2 separate regions of the Homo sapiens genome follow, and region 2 is linked to region 1. The links are chromatin loops, found by intact Hi-C in ENCODE. Cell type or tissue: PC-9. All regions are shown on one strand. Each heading gives the region's core, and the rest is flanking DNA. Links, peaks and the distances in the headings are about the cores only.

The links. Hi-C counts contacts between places; a loop is a spot of excess contacts. Peaks named below come from ENCODE experiments on the same cell type or tissue, not always from the same donor. Only the 100,000 strongest peaks of a DNase experiment are listed, where the experiment ranks them.
Region 2: it touches region 1 in a loop (18-fold over the local background); 3 of 110 quality-filtered maps call a loop at or near these places.

The regions. Positions count from the first base shown.
Region 1 is chr17:29,364,390-29,375,060 of GRCh38, forward strand. No RefSeq gene overlaps it. Among named protein-coding and RNA genes, the nearest start is that of TAOK1, 21 kb to the right of the region's middle. RefSeq lists a silencer at 5,502-5,796 and an enhancer at 5,636-5,895. In PC-9, for the core only: CTCF peaks have their summits at 5,826 and 6,033; DNase peaks (open chromatin) are centred at 5,602 and 5,902; H3K4me3 peaks cover 362 bases.
Region 2 is chr17:30,087,599-30,098,269 of GRCh38, forward strand. EFCAB5 (EF-hand calcium binding domain 5) reads left to right here. Exons shown (of 23, transcript NM_198529.4): 20 at 2,823-3,076; 21 at 4,273-4,559; 22 at 5,242-5,338. Among named protein-coding and RNA genes, the nearest start is that of NSRP1, 24 kb to the right of the region's middle. In PC-9, for the core only: CTCF peaks have their summits at 6,095 (motif pointing left), 6,296, 8,285 and 8,489; a DNase peak (open chromatin) is centred at 8,273; H3K27me3 peaks cover 465 bases.

The sequences.
Region 1 (10,671 bases), core at 1,203-9,202:
ACTAAAAATACAAAATTAGCCGGGAATGGTGGCGCATGCCTGTAATTCCAGGTACTCGGGAGGCTGAGACAGGACAATCGCTTGAACCCGGGAGGTGGAGGTTGCAGTGAGCCGAGATCGCACCACTGCACTCCACCCTGGGCGACAGAATGAGACTTTGTCTCAGAAAAAAAAAAAAAAGAAAGAAAGAAAGAACAGAGTAGCTCACATTCACATTTTCCCTAAGTAAGGAGCATCCGACTTTTTTTCTTAAAGCCTTAGTGGTCAGCCCAAGGAGTCCTGATTTCACTCAATTTTCACTCAATTTCTGGGTTTCTGTTTTTCCATGTGGGAAGAGAAGCTTCTTTGAGGATTTCTATGTTTTGTTTTAAGACCAGGTTTTGTTTTGTCACCCAGGCTGGAGTGCAGTGGCATGATCAGGGCTCACTGTAGCCTCAGCCTCCAGGGCTCAGGTGATCCCCCTACCTCAGCCTCCCAAGTAGTTGCAACACCACGCTGGCTAATTTTTGTAATTTTTTTTTAGATGGGGTTTCGTCATGAGTTCAGGTTGGTCTTAAACTCCTGGGCTCAAGTGAGCTGCCCCGCCTTGGCCTCCCAAAGTACTGGGATTACAGGCATGAGCCACCGTGCCTGGCCCATTGCTTTTTTTTTTCTTTTTTTTTTTTGAGACAGAGTCTCACTCTGTTGCCCAGCCTAGAGTGCAGTGGTGCGATCTCAGTTCACTGCAACCTCTGCCTCCCGGGTTCAAGTGATTCTCCGGCCTTAGCCTCCTGAGTAGCTGGGAATACAGGCGTGTGCCACCACGACTGGCTGATTTTTGTATTTTTTAGTAGAGACGGGGTTTCACCATATTGGCCAGGCTGGTCTTGAACTCCTGACCTTGTGATCCGCCCGCCTCGGCCTCCCAAAGTGCTGGGATTATGGGCATGAGCCACCGCACCCGGACACCTGGCCGATTTCTATGGTTTTTAAAGAAAAGATGTTTCTGAGGCATGATTAACACAGTATTTGCCTTTTCTCTTTTTATTTTATTTATTTATTTATTTTTTTGAGATGGAGTCTCGCTCTGTCACCCAAGCTGGAGTGCAGTGGCACGATCTCGGCTCACTGCAAACTCTGCCTCCCAGGGTTCACACCATTCTCCTGCCTCAGCCTCCCTCCTGAATAGCTGGGACTTACATGCGCCTGCCACCAGGCCGGCTATTTTTTTGTATTTTTAGTAGAGACGGGGTTTCACCGTGTTATCCAGGATGATCTCAATCTCCTGACCTTGTGATCCGCCCACCTCAGCCTCCCAAAGTGCTGGGATTACAGGTGTGAACCACCACACCTGGCCTTTTCAGTATTTGCCTTTTCTCAGAGTCCTATCAGGTCTCTTATTGTTAGTTTCTGGGATAACTTGTGTTTTTCTTTTAAAGATACTCTGCCCTGGATTTACTAATTTGCTTACTATATATTGACTGCATTCCATGCATCAAGAGCTGTACTGAGTGGTGGGGATTTAAAGAAGATAACAAATCTCTTATCCCTAAAGAATTCACTCCTTGGGGTAAGAGACTCACACAAATAACACATAAAAAATGTGAAAAGTTAATGTAAAAGTATTGTGAAAGGCTCTGGGAAGGAAACAGTTAATTGTGGACTATCAGGGAAAACTAAAAAGGGAATGCGCTTGCCCTTTGAGTTGAGCTTTAAGGACAACATGACAATATGGGATGGGAAGTAGACGGGGGCATTTCTGGGAGAGGAATAGTGCGAACAGTGGGTTGGAGGTGTGACGGAATGTTAAGTGGTCCAGTTTAACTCAAATTCAGGGCATTTAAGGAGATTATAGAAAATGAGAATAGTGGCCCGATGCGGTGGCTCACTCCTGTAATCCCAGCACTTTGGGAGGTCAAGGCGGCCAGATCACCTGAGGCCAGGAGTTCGAGACCAACATGGTGAAAACCCATCTCTACTAAAAATACAAAAAATTAGCTGGGTGTGGTGGCGGGCAACTGTAATCTCAGCTACTCTGGAGGCTGAGGAAGGAGAATCACTTGAACCTGGGAGGCGAAGGTTGCAGTAAGCCAAGATCGCACCATTGCACTCCAGCCTGGGCAACAAAAGCGAAACTCTGTCTCAGAAAAAAAAAAAAAAGAGAATAAGATAGTAATTTCTATCCTATTTTAAGGAGGTAAAGATTAGAGGAGGAAGTTTGAAGAGAGTGGTATAGCTTTGAAACAGCCATTTTGCAGAATGAAAAAGGGAGTTCACTAGGAATAATGACATCAGCTACTATTTATGAGTGCTTACTATGTGCTAGGCATTCTGCTAGGTTCACCATATATCTTGATGAACTAAGCAGCCATGGTCCTTGTTCTCATATGGAGCCTACAATCTAGTAGGGGAGATAGAAAACAAATAGGTATATTCTTTTTGGGGTGTGTAGGGGGACAGGGTCTCATTCTGTCACCCAGATAGAGTATAGCGGTATGATCACTGCTTATGGCAGCCTTGACCTCCAGGGCTCAAGTGATCCTCCTGCCTCAGCCTCCCAAGTAGCTGGGACCACAGATGGAAGCCCCCATGCCTTGCTAATTTTTTATTTACTTATTTATTTTTTTGAGATGGAGTTTCGCTCTTGTTGCCCAGGCTGGAGTGCAATGGCGCGATCTCGGCTCACAGCAACCTCTGCCTCCCAGGTTCAAGCGATTCTCCTGCCTCAGCCTCCCTAGTAGCTGGGATTACAGGCATGTGCCACCACACCCAGCTAATTTTGTACTTTTAGTAGAGACAGGGTTTCTACTAAACCTGTTGTTCAGGCTGGTTGCGAACTCCCCACCTCAGGTGATTAGCCTGCCTTGGCCTCCCAAAGTGCTGGGCTTATAGGCGTGAGTCACTGCTCCTGGCCTGCTAATTTATTTTTATATTTTGTAGAGAGACGGGTCTCCCTATTTTGCCCAGGCTGGTTTTAAACTCCTCTTGTTTTTTCAGACAGGGTCTCACTGCGTCACCCGGGCTGGAGTGCAGTGGCGTGATCTGGCTCACTGCAGCCTCAACCTCTTGGGCTCAAGCAATCCTCCCACCTCAGCCTCCCAAGTAGCTAGAACTACAGACATGCACCACCACATCCAGCTAATTTTGTTTATTTTTTGTAGAGACAAAGTCTCACTATGTTGCCCAGGCTGGTTTCCAACTCCTCAACTCGAGTGATTCTCCCACCTTGTCCTCCCAAAGTGCTAGGATTACAGAGGTGAGCCACCTTGCCCGGCCTAGATTAGTATTTTTTTACATAGGTCTGGAGACTATGGGCCAGCCGCGGCAACTCACACCTGTAATCCCAGTGCTTTGGGAGGCCGAGGCGGGCAGATCACCTGAAGTCAGGAGTTCAAGACCAGCCTGGCCAACATGGAGAAACTCCATCTCTACTAAAAATACAAAAATTAGCCCGGCGTAGTGGTGGGTGCCTGTAATCCCAGATACTCAGGAGGCTGAGGCAGGGAGAATTGCTTGAACCCGGGAGGTGGAGGTTGCAGTGAGCTGAGATCACGTCACTGCATCCAGCCTGGGAGACAAAGCAAGAAAAAAAAAGAGGAGACCTATGGAGTTTTGAAATAATAAGATATTGAATAAAATGGCATTCATTGGGCAATTGTCTCTTATACAAAATGCCTAAGTAGGGTCTCTATAAAAAACTGTAATTAAAGGGGAGTGAAAACAAACCCTTTGCTTACAGTTTCAGTGGGTTTAATGAAAATTTATTTATATGGATGAGCCAGTCCACCCCACATGCAATTTGTATTTAATGTATTTGGATTTAGAGTTCTTGCAAACAAATTCAAAAACACTAGAATAGATTCATTGTGTCTCCTCTTTTCTATAGGAGAGGCAGTACAACCTAATTGTTAAATTGAGGGCATTAACATTAGACAGACCTGGTTTTGATTCTTGCTCAGCCACTTCCTAGCCCTGGGACCTTAGGCAAGTTATTCAACCTCTCTAGGCCTAGTTTTCTCATTAGTGCTGTGCAGATAACAAAAGAACCTATTTCAAAGGACTGTGTTGTAAATATTAAATGAAAAATTAAAGCATTTAGCCCAGTGCCTGGAAGGCAGTCACTGACACATTCCATTGCAGAAAGACATAATAGAAACAATATAATATCAAACACTTATTATGCCAGCTACTGTGCTAAGTACTTTAAATTCATTATTTCATTTAATCCTTTGAGATAGGTATTATTTCTTATTCGCATTTCACTTGAGGAAAGGGTGGTTTAAGGAATTTCAGTAATCAGAGAACTATAAAAACATCCAGTTAGCACAATCACCCTCAGGTGTGCACGTGTAATTTGATGCAAACATATGCATGCATACAAATGCAAGAATATTTACATACTCATTATTGCCTGTACCATGTTTCCTGGCACTTCCACCTGGATTGATGGTGCTGTAATAACATAGTGGCATTAGTGGAACTGGCTGGAAGAGCACCCACTCAACCAGAATGGGTGTTTTATTGGAAAGAGTGATGCATTGCAAAAGGCCCAACTCTGTCTCTACCTTGCCCTCAGACCTTGAATAAGTCATTTGACTAAATCTTTGGGCCTCAGTTTCCTCATCTGTAAAATAAGGGGGCTGGCTCAGGTCTACTCTAATCAGCTCTGAATCAAAAGCAGCCCTCAATCCTGCCACCTTGTATAGGCAGTTCTATACAAACACACTCGCCCCCATGGCAACGGCCACTCAGCTCTCAGAAGCACTGGTATGCCGCTCTACTCCAGCCAACAGTACTATTTCCATCGCAAATTCCTGGGTGAATAGAGGGCTTGGATGGGGGAGGGATCTGTTCATCAGTAATCTTAAAGCCCCTGGCATTAAAAGAAAGTCTAGAATAAATTGTCTGTGGGTGGTGCATATGTGCTAAATCAGAAACAGCATCAGCATTTAATTCACAATATTATCCTTCTAGGAGGTGGAGGAGCTATCTTAGCTGAGGTGAAATTTAGAGGGTCACTTTGCCACTGAAGTGCTGAGTCAATGAGTGGAGGAAACTGTGACCCAAGTTATTTAAAATTGGGGAGGATGCCAAAAGAACATTGCCAGAGGGTGTTTAAATCAATCTGGATTTTTGAGAAGCAATTCCAGTGTTTATTTCCAAGCTACATAGATAGACTCTCTTATTATCTTATCACAGCAGACACTTATCAGAACTTCATCTTGGAAGCACAGAGGCTGTAGGGCAAATGGACTGAGAATAAAGATGCAAGAAAAAGAGAACATCTCTTTTCAAAAAAAGGAGGAGATATCCTTGAGAAGGCTGCCCTATATCTGCTCTACCCTCTATTTTCAAGCCTTCACCAAGTTGTTTCTAGAGTCTGTTGCTGATAATGGTGAAATGGTGACGATGACAATGATGAATTCATGGCAAGGATTAGCTCTTGCCTTTTCTTCCTCCACATTGCATAGATTTGAGCCAAAGGGGGCACTATTCTTTTATAACTCAGATGAAAAGGAAGTAGATGCTCACTTAAGATAGAGTTTGAATTGCCTTTCTCACAAGGAGTGGTTCCAGGAGAAATGTAATAGGCACTACACTAGGTTTCCAGCTGAGGGCAGCCGTGTTAGCCTTTGCTGACTCCTTACGGCTGCCTACTGAGAGATCTGCAGAGGAAAGGCACTGAAAACAGGCAAACAATGTGAAGGTGGACTGGGAGTTTAGAAATCAGGCTGGTGAGAGTTTCCAGAAGAAGGCTGTCTGTAGTTAGAGACCGACCTGTGTCCATGAGCTGGGGGAATCCCGGAATGAATGGATGGTCTTTGCTGAGGATTGTATGAGCAGCAAAACTTTCTGAGCTATGACGTGCAGGGCAAATCAAAGCTGGCTGCTCCTTACAAACCTGTGGAGTTGGACTTGCTGTTTTTCCTCTTGCCACTAGAGGGTAGAATATGAAAAGAAGATTAGCATGTTTTCATCCTTGCCTAGTTAGCCCTGTAGGAATTCTAAGTGTTAAAGGATAAGAAATCTTGATCTTGCTAACACATATATCTGTCCAAGCTATTTCCTGGCTTACACATGTTCAATGGCTCCCTAAAGTTTCCAGAATAAAGTCTGAGTTGATGAGAATGGCATACAAGCTCTTCCCAAATTCGCCTTGGTCTTCCCTCATAACTCTGCCCTTCAGTCCCCTGCTCTTCATCTACAATACAAATCCTTGGGGAAGTAGTGTGGTAGAAGGAACATAGGTGTCGGAGACAACTGGAAGTCAGTTAATCATCCCAGACCACTTATTTTCCATCAGTACCACATGCAACTCACCACTAATTCCTGTCTATTCTATCTCTTAGAGAAACTCTTTGAGGGCAGGGACCATGTCTACTTTGCTCAAATTTGTATCTTTTTTTTTTTTTTTGAGACAGAGTCTCGCTCTGTCACCCAGGCTGCAATGTGCAGTGGTGCAATCTCGGCTCACTGTAACCTCCGCCTCCCGGGTTCACGCCATTCTCCTGCCTCAGCCTTCCGAGTAGCTGGGACTACAGGCGCCTGTCACCTCGCCCGGCTAATTTTTTTTATTTTTAGTAGAGATGAGGTTTCACCATGTTAGCCACGATAGTCTCAATCTCCTGACCTCGTGATCCATGCACCTTGGCCTCCCAAAGTGCTGGGATTACAGGTGTGAGCCACTGTGCCCAGCCTCAAATTTGTATCTTTACTGCCTAGCACTCTTCATGGGAGCTCATTCAATATTTATTGATCAAAATAATAAATGAATGATTACATCCATAGCACTGTTGTCCTCCTAGTCCAAGTTAATACCATCTCTCACCTGGTCTGCAGTGGGGTCCCAAGTGGTCTCCCTACGTCTCCTTTTGCTCATTACAATCCATTTTATACTCTGCAGCAAGAATGATCTTTCCCAAATGCAATTTTGCTTTAAAACCCTTCAATGGCTTCCCATTGCTCTTAAAATAAATACCGTTATATTCTGAATATGACCCACAAAGTAAATATAATTTCATTTATTAGCAGTTTGGCCACTTGCTAGTTATGTGATTATTAGTAAATTAGTAAATCTCACTGAGTTTTGGTTTCCTCATCTTAAAAATGTAAACAATAGGCCGGGCACAGTGGCTCACACCTGTAATCCCACTTTGGGAGGCCGAGGCAGGCAGATCATTTGAGGTCAGGAGTTGGAGACCAGCCTGGCCAACATGGTGAAACCCCATCTCTAGTAAAAATACAGAAAATTAGCTGGGCGTGGTGACAGGTGCCTGTAATCCCAGCTACTAGGGAGGCTGAGGCAGGAGAATCACTTGAACTTGGGAGATAGAGGTTGCAGTGAGCCGAGATTGTGCCACTGCACTCCAGCCTGGGTGACAGAGCGAGACTACATCTCAAAAAAAAAAAAAAAAAGAGGACCGGCACGGTGGCTGGCGCCTGTAATCCTAGCACTTTGTGAGGCTGAGGCAGGTGGATCACCTGAGCTCAGGAATTTGAGACCAGCCTGGGCAACAGGGTGAAACCCTGTCTGTACTAAAAATACAAAAAAAGAAAAAAAAAATCGGCTGGGCATGGTGGCACATGTCTGTATTCCCAGCTACTGGGGAGGCTGAAGCAGAAGAATCACTTGAACCCAGGAGGTGGAGGTTACAGTGAGCCGAGATTGTGCCATTGCACTTCAGCCTGGGCGACAGAGCAAGACTTCATCTCAAAATATATATATATGAACAATAATTATTCCTACCTCATAGAATTGTTGAGAAGGTTAAATAAACTAATACATACAAAATAATGAGCACAGTGTTCCGTTCTGTGTTCAGTAAATGGTAACTACAGTTTTTAGCACCTGAATGACATAGTCCCTGTATATCTCTTGCTATTCCCCCTCATTTTCTGGCAGTCTCATTAAGTTTCTTTCAGATCCTGGAATCCCATGCTCTTTTTTTTTTTTTTTTTTTTGGTCCAGGCTGGAGTGCAATGGCAATGGCGCGATCTTGGCTTACTGCAACTTCCATCTCCCAGGTTCAAGCGATTCTCCTGTCTCAGCCTCCCAAGTAGCTGGGATTACAGTAGCCCGCTACCACGCCCAGCTAATTTTTTTTTTTTTTTTTGAGATGGAGTTTCACTCTTGTTGCCCAGGCTGGGGTGCAATGGCGCGATCTCAGCTTACTGCAACTTCTGCCTCCTGGGTTCAAGCAATTCTCCTGCCTCAGCCTCCTGAGTAGCTGGGATTACAAGCATGTGCCAGCAAGCCCACCTAATTTTTTGTTTTGTTTTGTTTTGTTTTGTTTTGTTTTGTTTTTTGAGACGGAGTCTCCCTCTGTCACTCAGGCTAAAGTGCAGTGGTGTGATCTCGGCTCACTGCCACCTCTGCCTCCCAGGTTCAAGCAATTCTCCTGCCTCAGCCTCCTGAGTAGCTGGGATTACTCAGCTACTCAGCACGTGCCACCACGCCCAGCTAATTTTTGTATTTTTAGTAGAAACGGGGTTTCAACATGTTGGTTAGGCTGGTCTCGAACTCCTCCCCTCGTGATCCACCTGCCTCGGCCTCCCAAAGTGCTGGGATTACAGGTGTGAGCCACCGCGCCCCCAGCTAACTTTTTGTATTTTTAGTAGAGAAGGGGTTTCACTATGTTGGCCAGGCTGGTCTCAAACTCCTGACCTCAGGTGATCCGCCCACCTTGGCCTCCCAAAGTGCTGGGATTATAGGCGTGAGCCACCGCACCCAGCCTGCCATGCTCCTTTTTATTCCTACTTCTCTATCTGGTCCCATGTGGAGTTTCCTTCCTCTAAGAAGCCTTTCTTGACATCCCATGTCTTGTTCGGATGGCCCTGCAATGGGCTCCCATGGCATCCTAACACTCCTCAAAGCATTTGTTATCTATTCCTTACATAGTGACTGACATTTAGCAATCCTTCAGTAAATATCTGTTGAATCAACTCCAGACACTGCATTTCTCTTTCCCATGCTCTTTGTACATGTTGTTTCTTATTTCTTTTCTAGACAGAACATCATGACTGCTACATCCACATTTCCTTCCCAAGGGAAACTTTCCCACCCACAGCCTCTGTTGAAGAGACAGCCTCTAGGTAGCCATAGTTATGTCCCTTTTGCCTTAGCTGACTGGACCAGAATTGGCATCTGACGCAATGGTGGATAATCCAGGACCTGGCTAGCAATTTCCAACATATCTGGCAATTAAAAAGGAGTAGGTTGATCAGACACTGTCTCTCTTTTTAAAAACTTATTATTTTTTAAAAATATGTGAAATGGGGTCTCACGGTTTTGCCCAGCTTGGTCTCGAACCCCTGGGCTCAAGGGATCCTCCCCACCTTGGCCTCCCAAAGTGCTGGGATTACAGATGTGAGCCACTGCGCCTGGCCCAGATTCTCTTTATTTATTTTATTTTTATTTTATTTTATTTTTTTTGAGACGGAGTCTTGCTCTGACACCCAGGCTGGAGTGCAGTGACGCAATCTCGGCTCACTGCAACCTCTGCCTCCCAAGTTCAAGCGAGTCTCCTGCCTCAGCCTCCTGAATAGCTGGGATTACAGGTGCGTGCCACCATGCCTGGCTAATTTTTGTAGTTTTAGTAGAGACAGGGTTTCACTATGGTGGTCAGGCTGATCTCGAACTACTGACCTCGTGATTCACCCCCCTCAGCCTCCCAAAGTGCTAGGATTACAGGTGTGAGCCACCGCGTCTGGCCTATTTATTTATTTATTTATTTTGAGACAGCGTTTCGCTCTTGTCACCCAGGCTGGAGTGCAATGGCACGATCTCGGCTCACTGCAACCTTTGCCTCCTGGGTTCAAGCAATTCTCCTGCCTCAGCCTCCCAAGTAGATGGGATTACAGGCACCTGCCACCACACCCAGCTAATTTTTGCATTTTTAGTAGAGATGGGGTTTCACCATGTTAGCTAGGCTGGTCTCAAAGCCCTGAGCTCAGGCAATCCCCCGGCTTTGGCCTCCCAAAGTGCTGGGATTACAGGCATGAGCCACTGCACCCAGCCTCTCTTAATGTTTAAATTTTGAGTTAGCAAAAGGAGAGAATGAGCCTTTTTTTTCTTTTTCTTTCTTTTTTTTTCAAACAGTGTCTCACTCCATCACTCAAGCTGGAGTGCAGTGGCACAATCTTGGCTCACTACAACCTCCTCTGCCTCCCAGGTTCAAGCAATTCTCCTGCCTCAGCCTCCCATGTAGCTGGGATTACAGGCACCTGCTACCACGCCCAGCTAATTTTTGTATTTTTAGTAGAAATGGGGTTTCACCATGTTTGCCAGGCTGGTCTACGAACTCCTGACCTTAAGTGATTCACCCACCTCGGCCTCCCAAAGTGCTGGGATTACAGGCATGAGCCACCGAACCCAGCCCGAGGATGCAGCTTCGAATGATAAGAACACAAGCTGAAATGATACCTAAAGAAAAGCTATTAATATTAAGATAAATTCAGAGCCATGAGGAATCAAGGAAACCTACAAGGAAGTAGAAACTATGAGGTAGAGAACATTCATCTGAAAGGAAGAATAAAGAATCAATCAGTACTGGTGGAAGAGGCCCTGCCAGGAGGAAAATAGCTAAGTCATGCTAATGAGTGAACATCAGAGTGAAAACAATAAAAATGCCATCTCTTGCTCTACTGGGCTCTTAGTTTTCCTGAGTTTCTGTGACATAGATCTTTAAAATA
Region 2 (10,671 bases), core at 1,325-9,324, 720 kb after region 1:
TGTCCCTGCAAAGGACATGATCTCATTCCTCTTTATGGCTGCATAGTATTCCATGATGTGTGTGTATACCACATTTTCTTTATCCATTCTATCATTGATGGGCATTTGGGTTGATTCCATGTCTTTGCTACTGTGAATAGTGCTGCAATGAACATATGTGTGCATGTATCTTTATAATATAATGATTTATATTCCTTTGGGTATATACCCGCTAATGGGATTGCTGGGTCAAATGGTATTTCAGGTTCTAGGCCTTTGAGGAATCACCACACTGTCTTCCACAATGGTTAAACTAATTTGCATTCCCGCCAGCAGTGTAAAAGCGTTCCTACTTTTCCACAGTCTTGCCAGCATCTCTTGTTTTTTGACTTAAGATCACCATTCTGACTGGTATGAGATGATGTCTCATTGGGGTTTTGATTTGCATTTCTCTAATGATCACACTGAATTTTATTCTGATTGGCTTTTAAAGAAAAATTTCTGCAGAATGTTGTCTGCCTGGGACATATTTACTCTTTTTTTCCCAAATCCTTTTTTCTTGAGAGATGAGTTCTCACTGTGTCACCCAGGTGGGAGTGCAGTGCTATGATCTTAGCTCATGGCAGTCTCAAACTCCTGGACTCAAGCTAACCTCCTGCCTCTGCTTCCCAAATAGCTGGGACTACACGTATTTGCTAAGCCCAGCTCATTTAATTTTTTTTTTTAAGAGACAGGGTCTCTTTATGGTGCCCAGCCTTCCCAAGTCCTTTTTAAAACAGATTTCATTGGCATTTTATTTTAAAATTGCATGTTTTAAAGCATGAAAGTGTTTTATTTTCCATGAATTTCCTTGTAAATATGGAATTCAACAAAAGCCCACCATGATTATGAATAATACATTCACATCACTCATCAGAGCTCATGTGTGAATATTAGCAAGACTGTGAATGTCTTTTTTATTTAAAGAAGACATGCAGAGTTGGAGAGAAGGCAAAGCATGTTGTATTTAATAAGTACTCGGTTCTAAATTACTTAGAATGACTCTCACTTGTCAAATGCAAGGAATACTACTAAAATGTGTACAAATGTAAACAGATCTTAACTGAGAACACACCTATTGCAAAAGGGAATGACTGCTTCTTAGGGGGTCACTGTCGTTGAGTAGGCGGTAACTCAGTAATCCCAGACCAGTAGGCTAACTCAACATTTAATTACATATGTCAATTAAATTTTAGTTTGGCCTCATGCCAGAATGTTGGTTCAATCTCAAGCTCTTTTCCACATAGTTATTCCTTGTGCTGGTCAAAAGTTTTACAGAAGTCCTTGTAATACCCAGACTCATAGCCCTGGATTCTTTTTTTTTATGTATTTTTTAAATTATACTTTAAGTTCTAGGGTACATGTGCATAACGTGCAGGTTTGTTACATATGTATACATGTGCCATGTTGGTGTGCTGCGCCCGTTAACTTGTCATTTACATTAGGTATATCTACTAATGCTATCCCTCCCCCTTCCCTCCACCCCACGACAGGCCCCGGTGTGTGATGTTCCCCACCCTGTGTCCAAGTGTTCTCATTGTTCAATTCCCACCTATGAGTGGGAACATGCATAGCCCTGGATTCTTGTGTGTAACTTAGAACAGATGTCTTTGGAGGAAGTCAGTTGACCAATGGGCTCTATTGTTATTCCTGGAAAGCCTAGTATGATGCATTATTACTATGGCACTCATCGAGACACAACACAAAGTGGTGGCTCAGCAGCAGCAAAAGGGGTGGGAATAGCAGAAGGACATCATCTTACCTGTCACTGTAGGATTGATATAGAAACTATAAATGCGCTTTTCGAGGATGCAAAGTACCAATTTTTTACAAATACCTTAAAGAAATGGCATATCAGAATTAATGTAGATGGGGAAAGGGAAAAGAAAGAAAAAGAGGTGTGTCTGTGCCTCACCAAGAGAAAGAAGCAGCCACCACATTTCCATGAAAATCTCAAGTCTCTCACTGAGGCAGATGCTATAGATGCTCTACCCAGATCCCCAAAATGCCTTTTACCAGCTGCTGTAGGCACGGCCTGGCTCACACCGTAACTTTCTCTGGAGGAGCGCCCTTGAGCGATTGGAGCTCTTCACCAGGAGTTACCTAAGAGATGGGTAAACACTCCCCCAGCCCAAACTGCCCACACACACCCAGGGCAGCTTAGAGCCAATGACTGACTAGTGCTAGGATGCAAAAAACCCCTCCCTTTGCCTCAAGGTGGGACAGATTCTTTGGTACAATTGACCTTTCAGAGCTCCCCTTGGGATCAGGCCGAGGCTAGACTTCATGTGAAATTACATTCTTACTTAGCTTCTTCCCCTTGCCTGTCCTGCTTCATTCAGTCCCTCACAGGTTTCTCCAGCGAACACTCGCTCAGTAAATCACTTGCATAAGCATCCCTGTCTCAGGCTCTGCTTCTAGGGAACCCGACCTAACACACTCATCATTTCTGCTGGCACTCCACCAAAGCATAATGGACAATAGGTAAACAAAAAATGAACACCTTCAGATAAGCCAAGACAACGAAGCAAAGTATCATGATGGAGAGTGGCTTGGGCGCTGCTTGAGATTGGGTGGTCAGGGACGCCTTCTCTGCCGAGGGGATGTTTGAGCAGAGACATGAGTGAGCAAACAGACAGCCATGTGAAATCAAGGGCTAGAATGCTCCAGGCAGATGAAACAGCAAGAAGGGCTGGCATGGTGGAAGTGAGGTAGGCACAAGAGAGTAATTCAATATGTTTTGGTGGAATGATGTGAACAGACAGATGTTTAATATCCTTGTGCTTATTTGGTTTTGATTTCAGAGATTTCCTCTTTAAATGTACTGACAGTTCAGAAGTTGTTCTGGCTTCTGCCTGTGGAGAAACGCATATAGTAGTTCCACTTCGTGAGAGAACAGGAGAGGCTCTGGGAGTCCTCGATTTTAACATCGGCCAAAATAGGATGTTGTTGTGTCAAGAATATAAAGATCTACAGAAAATGATGAAAGTGGTCCAAGTGGCCTGCTATGAAATACTTGGCGAGTTCTCTGGAGAGATAAAGAAAAAATATATCTTAGGTATCGTTCATGTGGCATCAGTCTAAATTCACAGGTTTAATAGGTTTTGGGGAAATCACAGGGAGTGCAATGAAATATGCACTTTCTAAAATGAATTGTTACAACATACACATCTTTTCATATAAAAGGAATTCCCTTATGCAGTCTTGCGCTGACGAGTAATGTCTACAAATTAAAGGAAACAGCCTGGAATCACATTCTCATGGTTAGATTCCTACAGTTTTAGAGCTGGAAGGGCTCATAAAGGCAAGCTAGAACTAGCATGTATTAAATACCCCCATTATGTGCTTCAGATATTATTTCATTCAATCCTTGCCATAACCCTATGAGATGAATAGTGATACCCCACTTACAGGTGAGGAAAGTAAGCAAATTGCCCCCAGTCACACAGTTAAGAAATGGTGAGGGCTGGATTTGAACCTAGATTTGGGTGCTCTTCCCACTATGTTATACAGCATTAAGTAATCAGAACATCTCGTTTTACAGATAAAGATGCTAAAGACTGCAAAAGTAAAGTGGATTATCTAAGGTCCAATAGCAAGCTGGTGGGAGAGCCAGGATTAGACTTTAGTTTTTGTGATTCCACATCCACTAGGCTACTCTCAGCGCAATGCCAGCTGGAGAGAGGGAGGGAGGAAGAAGGCCTGGAAACCTTTGGCTTCCTAGAATGAAGTGAATAGAATTAGCAGAGTAACACTATGTGGGATTGAGCCAAAAGATTTGTAACTATGTCATAGAGTGGGATAAGAAGAAAGGAGAAATTTCATGTCTCCTAAGTGTTCACTATGTGTAACGCCTGTAACTAAGCACTTTTACATATATCATCTTCTCTAATTCTCACAGCTAACCAAGGAAGTAGGGATTAAGCCCATTTTCACAGAAGAGGAAAAGGATATTCAGAGAGACAATAGACTAATAAGGGTGACAGCGTGTGTTCAAACCAGGGTCTAACTCTAAAACCCAAGTTTTTGCCTTTTCTCAAAGCCTCTTCCTATGAGCTTCACCGGGAGTAATTTCATTGCTTTCTTTTGATTTCATGGCTAAAGAAACTGAGATTGTTTAAAACCAAAGGCTATGGTCTGCTTTTTCTTGACAAAAACATTTACTATAATATGTTCAGAATCCTATGAAAAAGTAATGTACAGCAATGTACATTAGACTGAACAGCAATGTGAGCTATCATTTTGTTATTCCAGAGATTGAAAATGTCAGGGAAGTCCAGCGGGCAGGAATTCTCTTCTTCCGAATCATGCTGCTCGAGCTACAGGAAAGCATCCAACTACTCAATTCCATGGAATTTGTGTCACTGTTGCTCTATGACCATACTCTTGTAACAGAGCCAAATTCTCCTCAAGACAGCAAATCTATGGAGTTGGAAGCCAACGTGAAACTAGTGCGTGACATCCTGAAGGCGGTTATCTTGTTCTTTCATCCAGAGTTGGAATTTTCAAGTGACTTTGGAAGTTGGGATAAGTGTAAATTTGTAAGTTTTTTTTTAAAAAGCACCTTTTAAATTGAAGAATCGCCTAAACAAATTTAACTGTACAAATCATAATTGCATAAATCATAAGGGTACAAATGCAAGAATTTTTACTGAGTGGAACACGTTCACGTAACCAGACCTAGATCAAGAAATAGAGCATTTATGGAATCCCAAAAGCTCTCCTTTGTACCCTTCCTCATCATCCCTTCACCCCACCCACCCCAAGGGTAACCATCATCTTTTTTTTGAGACGGAGTTTCACTCTTGTTGCCCAGGCTGGAGTGCGATGGCGCTATCTCGGCTCACTGCAACCTCCACCTCCTGGGTTCAAGCAATTCTCCTGCCTCAGCCTCTCGAGTAGCTGGGATTACAGGTGCCCGCCACCACGCCCAGCTAATTTTCTGTATTTTTAGTTGAAACTGGGTTTCACCATGTTAGCCAGGCTGGTCTCGAACTCCTGACCTCAGGTGGTCCTCCCACCTGGGCTTCTCAAAGTGCTGGGATTACAGGCGTGAGCCACCACACCCGGCCATGGGTAACCATCATCTTCACTTCTAACACCATTGATTGGTTTTGCCTATTTTAAAATCTATATAAATGGAATTATGTAAGCTGTTGAACTGGGCACTGTATTTCTGCTTCCTGGTGATCCCATAAATTTTCTCTTGTTGTTTGTTCACAGTATGTTAACAAATATTTAGTCAACAATATTTGTGCCTTTGATCCAACTGCCAAGCATGTGGAAGTTAATGTACAGCTTATTGATGAATATATCAGAGGTAAATTTCCACTTAATTACAGCCTAAATCTATGCCAACAGCAATAAAACACAGTTGTGATTTTTATTAGGATAAAGCAAGTGGGTCATAAATTCAGTTTTTAGGAGAAAATAGTTATAAGTCTTCTAAGAGGAGGGACACTATGTAATCTATTGCATCATTCCCCAAAGTCATTGTCTATGCCACATTTTGAGAATTCAAAAGCACATCTATCTCCCACTTATTGACTACATGTGCATTATTTATTTTTAAAAATGCAAATGGGGCTGCAATGAGAATGGAAATTTTAAGCAAAAAGGCTATCTTTAGCTTAATAAATAACCAAAGAAAATAATAGACTTTTTCAAGGAGGAGAATCACCAAGAATGGAGAGCAGCGAGGCTCTCAGGTTGGAGAAGACGATTAGCTGTTTGGCCACAGGGAATAGGCCACATATGAGAGTAAATATACAAACAGAGGCCCAAGGTCCTCCACTGACCTGTATTCTCCCACCAGAGGCCTCAGGCTGTGATGAGGAATTCATTTATAGTTTGTTTTTTTCTTTGTTATGAAAAGTAATCATAATTGGGAAAATGGCTCTGTAGAAATTGCTCACTAAATCTATCCCTTTCCTCCTCTTCCCGCTCTCCTACTATCTGTGGAGGCTCTAGACCAACGCAGAAGAGTTTCTGGATTAACGGGGAACTATCCTAGCTTATTCCTGAGAAGCCTTGACCACCAACGCTACCCACCACTTTCTGCTTTCCAATAGTGCCCTCTGGTGGAAGAAATATTAATTGCAGTTAACGGAGCCCGACTCAGCCAGAAAATAGCCCATAGGCTCCCCAATCACCACCGCCAAGCCTTTAGTGTTAACCACAGTCTCCGCAGCAATCAAGAAAGTTCGTAGGTCACCCAGATACCAACCCTCTCTCCTTCAGATGCAGTTATATCAGGAAATTCTAAGCTTCCAGCTTAGGGGAAGGGAGAGGAATTCTTCGGGGTGCCTTTCTGTTTGTGCCAGAAGGAGAGGAGTCTTCAGGCAGGGCAATCTGCTGCTGGAAGTTTACCTGGCCTAGCAGCTTTAAGTAAGGGCCCTACTCCACGAATCTACCCAGAATGAAATGTCACCAATAATACCTGTAGGTTCAGCCTGTGACAGGCAGAGACTGCTGGACTATATAGCATAGCTCCTAACCCACCACGCCTTCCAAACTATTATTTTACCAAAAGGGCAGAATTAGGACTGGTAATGTGTCCATACTTTCTTAGGGCTTCCGCTGCCAACTCTCACCCCCACTTCATCCTAGTTCAGGAAAAGAGTATTTCCTAATGTAAATGACGAGTTGATGGGTGCAGCAAACAAACATGGCACATGTATACCTATGTAACAAACCTGCATGTTGTGCACATGTGCCCTAAAACTTACAGTATAATAATAATTTTTTTAAAAAGAAAGAAAAGGGTATTTTTGGCCAGGCACAGTGACTCACACCTGTAATCCCGACACTTTGGGAGGCCAACGTGGGCAGATTGCTTGAGCCCAGAAGTTGGAGACTAGCGTGGACAACATGGCAAAATCTTGTCTCTCCAAAAAAAAAAAAAAAAAAAAAAAAAAATAACTGGGTGTGGTGGTGCACGCCTGTAATCCCAGCTACTCAGGAGGCTGAGGTGGGAGATCACTTGAGCCCAGGAGGTTGAGGCTGCTGTGAAATGTGATCATGCCACTGCACTCCAGCCTGGGCAACAGAATGAGATCCTGTCTCAAAAACAACAACAACAAAAAGGAGATACTTTTTTTATTCTGATGAAACTCTAGGCAGCTGTGTCTTGCCTTTAGATTGAGCCAGTCATCTGTGAAGTAACATTGGGTAGCTTTGTTGGGCAGGCCTGGCCTCCCAAGACTGTGCCATTGCAGGTGAGTGCTGCTGACATACTTCCCTGTGGGGGACCCTCTGACTCCAGTGAGCACTCCCAGACAGCTGTGTTTGCAGTAGTACATCAATAGCCTACTATTCTCTGTCACTTTGCCTAAGATACTCCTAGTAGTTGGTCTTTTCTACCTGGAGATTCATGACGTGACCACCCTCTCAAGGACCTATTCTCCCCACTCCACTTGGGACCTCTGCTGCCAGCCTCACCTGGTCGTTCAGGATGCCCCATAACTGCTGCATGTCTCCCTCCCAGGAATTTTAGACAGATGTTGCCTGTTTGGAAATGTTCTTAGACCCAGAGGCAAGAAGAGCTGTCCCCTATTGCAAGTATAACCAGAATCACTTTTCTGTGTAGAACCTGGGTCTCTGCCAAGTGACCATACCTCCTCCCCTAAATCCAAGTGTTTACAAGTCCACAGACATTGGTCTTGGCAGGAGTGCCCCCGGCCCTCCACTTCTCCTACAGGGGTCCCAGAGCTCCAACTCTGTCAAAGCAGCCAGAGGCTCAGTGCTGTCACCATTTATAAAGAAACCCACCAGCTTCCTCAATAAAATGACACCATGATCCTCTAAGGGTGACAATGAAGGAAGGTGCCTTCAGGGGAGGACTGCTGGACTCACAGTCCTAATTAACTTTTATCTTCAAGATTCGCCTTCCCTGGGAGATCCTTCCCTAATTGCTACTGCTGCCATCATGGTGGCTCTCATAGGTGCCACGCTCCCTGCAACTCCATTACAAAAATGGAACATGACTCATTCCTTAACTCCCCACTGCACAGCTAAGGACCTGACAGGAACCTTGGTAGAATGATTCTACCGACAATCCAGAAATAACAAGTAGGAAACAGCACTGAATCTGCAACTCTGAGGACATGCCTTTTTCTTTGAAATGGGTCAAGCCAAAATGGACAACCAGACACCAAGAACATTGTTCTGTCCTATTCATTTAAACCTTCTGTATGCTAACATTGGTTTGGATTCAATTACAGTTCTCTGCAGTCTTTTTGGACTTAGTCATCTTGAATGGGAATTGTTGGCTCCCTCTTAAGGAAAAAACTTGCCATCGCAGCTAGACTTGGGTTTAATAGAGAGCTAAGAGTGCACCATTTATTTACAAGTTGCTCACAGATTTTAGGCCATGGAGGAGGAGATATCAGTTCAGCTTGAGAACAGATTTCCTTTGTCCTGGCAAGAGCCCCTTAAAAATGCCTTTTAGTTACGAGTTATGATATTAGACAAGTACTCATACAATGCACAAGAGAAGGGTATAACACTCTGTTCTGGGTAAAGATCTCAGGCCTGGATGTTTGACCTATTTCCCATGCATGCAAACCCCCTGCTTTTCAGTTCCAAGTTATTCAGAGGAAAAAAGACAATCAAACCAGCCATTCTCTTTATGTTTCTTATCACTTCTTGTGATTTAAATTTTGAAATTTTCTAACAGTAGTTATTAAGAGGAACAACTAAATACAGTTTTACATGTATAGATAACATTACTGCTACTTTGATATCTGATTAAAGACTTTTAAAAATGAGCTTGATGAGACGTGGAGCATGGTGGCATGCACCTGTGGTCCCAGCTACTTGGGAAGCTGAGGCACAAGGATTGCTTGGGGCCAGAAGTTCAAGACTATGGTGCACAATGATGGTGCCTGTGAATAGCACTGCACTCCAGCCTGGGCAACATAGTGGATACCGTCTCTAGAAAAAAAACTTGGTTTAATAAGAACATTTTTCTATTTAATTTGACACTCATTGTTTAAAATTTTAGTGGCTGTTAAAACTGTCTTTTATCCTGAAAGCATATATATATATATATATATATATATTTTTTTTTTTTTTTTTTTTGAGATGGAGTCTTGCTCTGTCACCCAGGTTGGAATGCAGTGGCCCAATCTCAGCTCACTGCAACCTCTGACTCCCGGGTTCAAGAGATTCTCCTGCCTCAGCCTCCCCAGTAGCTGGGATTACAGGCACGTGCCACCACGCTTGGCTAATTTTTGTATTTTTAGTAGAGACGGGGTTGCACCATGTTGACCAGGCTGGTCTCGAACTCCTGACCTCAGGTGATCCACCTGCCATGGCTCCCAAAGTGCTGGGGTTACAGGCATGAGCCACCACCCCGGTCACAATTATATACATATACATATACATATACATATACATATACATATACATATACATATACATATACATATACATATATATATATTTTTTTTTTTTTGAGATGGAGTTTCGCTCTTGTTGCCCAGGCTGAAGTGCAGTGGCGCGATCTCGGCTCACCGCAACCTCTGCCTCCCAGGTTCAAGCGATTCTCCTGCCTCAGCCTCCCGAGTAGCTGGGATTACAGGCATGTGCCACCCTGCCCAGCTAATTTTGTATTTTTAGTAGAGGCAGGCTTTCTCCGTCTTGGTCAGACTGGTCTCAAACTCCTGAGCTCAGATGATCCGCCCCCTCGGCCTCCCAAAGTGCTGGGATTACAGGCGTGAGCCACTGAGCTGGCTTTAAATTTTTTATTAAAGTAATTGAAAAGGTCACATAGAACTAAAAGCCTAAAAAGAGTCACTAGCCCATATCTTCTCTTTCATACTCTTCAGTCCCCCTCGCCAGGGGCAACCATGTTTTGTTCTTTCACTGTTTCTTCTTGGCATTTGCACATCTATTTCTGTTATGCACATATTGCTGTCTTTTGATTCATCAATTTTAAACCTTATCAGTCAATTTCCTCTGATTATAAATGAAGATTTTGTTCTGTTATACCACCATTCTCTTACCCCATCCTCCCAATGTAGTTATATTTATAATTTGGGGTTAAAGATGCAATGTTTACATGATTTTGCCTATGCAAATATTATACACAGCTGAGGATTGTAGCATATTTTGATTCCTCATTTTTTTTGTTTTTCCTGAAGTAAATAATTGTCTTTTATTTTTAAACTTTCTTAGTTTTATTTGTACTTCTTGATAATTCCCACCCCTTCCATTTGTCTCTCCCATAAGACAGTTCTATCAGGTAATTTATTAGTTCTAATTTATTTTCTTTTCCCAAAGCCATCTCTTCTAGAGATCTCAGTTCCTCTGTTTTTGTTTTGTTTTGTGTTTTGAGACAGGGCCCCCCTCTATCACTCAGGCTGGAGTGCAGTGCCACAATCACAGCTCACTGCAGCCTCGACCTCCCTGGCTCAAGCAATCCTCTGGGCTCAGGTTTCCAAGTAGCTGGGACTATAGGCACGTGCCACCACACCCAACTAATTTTTTTATTTTTTGTAGAGGTGGGGGTCTCACTATATTACCAGGCTAGTCTTGAACTCCTGACCTCAAGGGATTCTCCCACCTCAGCCTCCCAAAGTGCTGGGATTACAGACGTGAGCCACCATACCCAGGCTTCAATTCTTTCTCTATCAGTGGCTCATGCCTGTA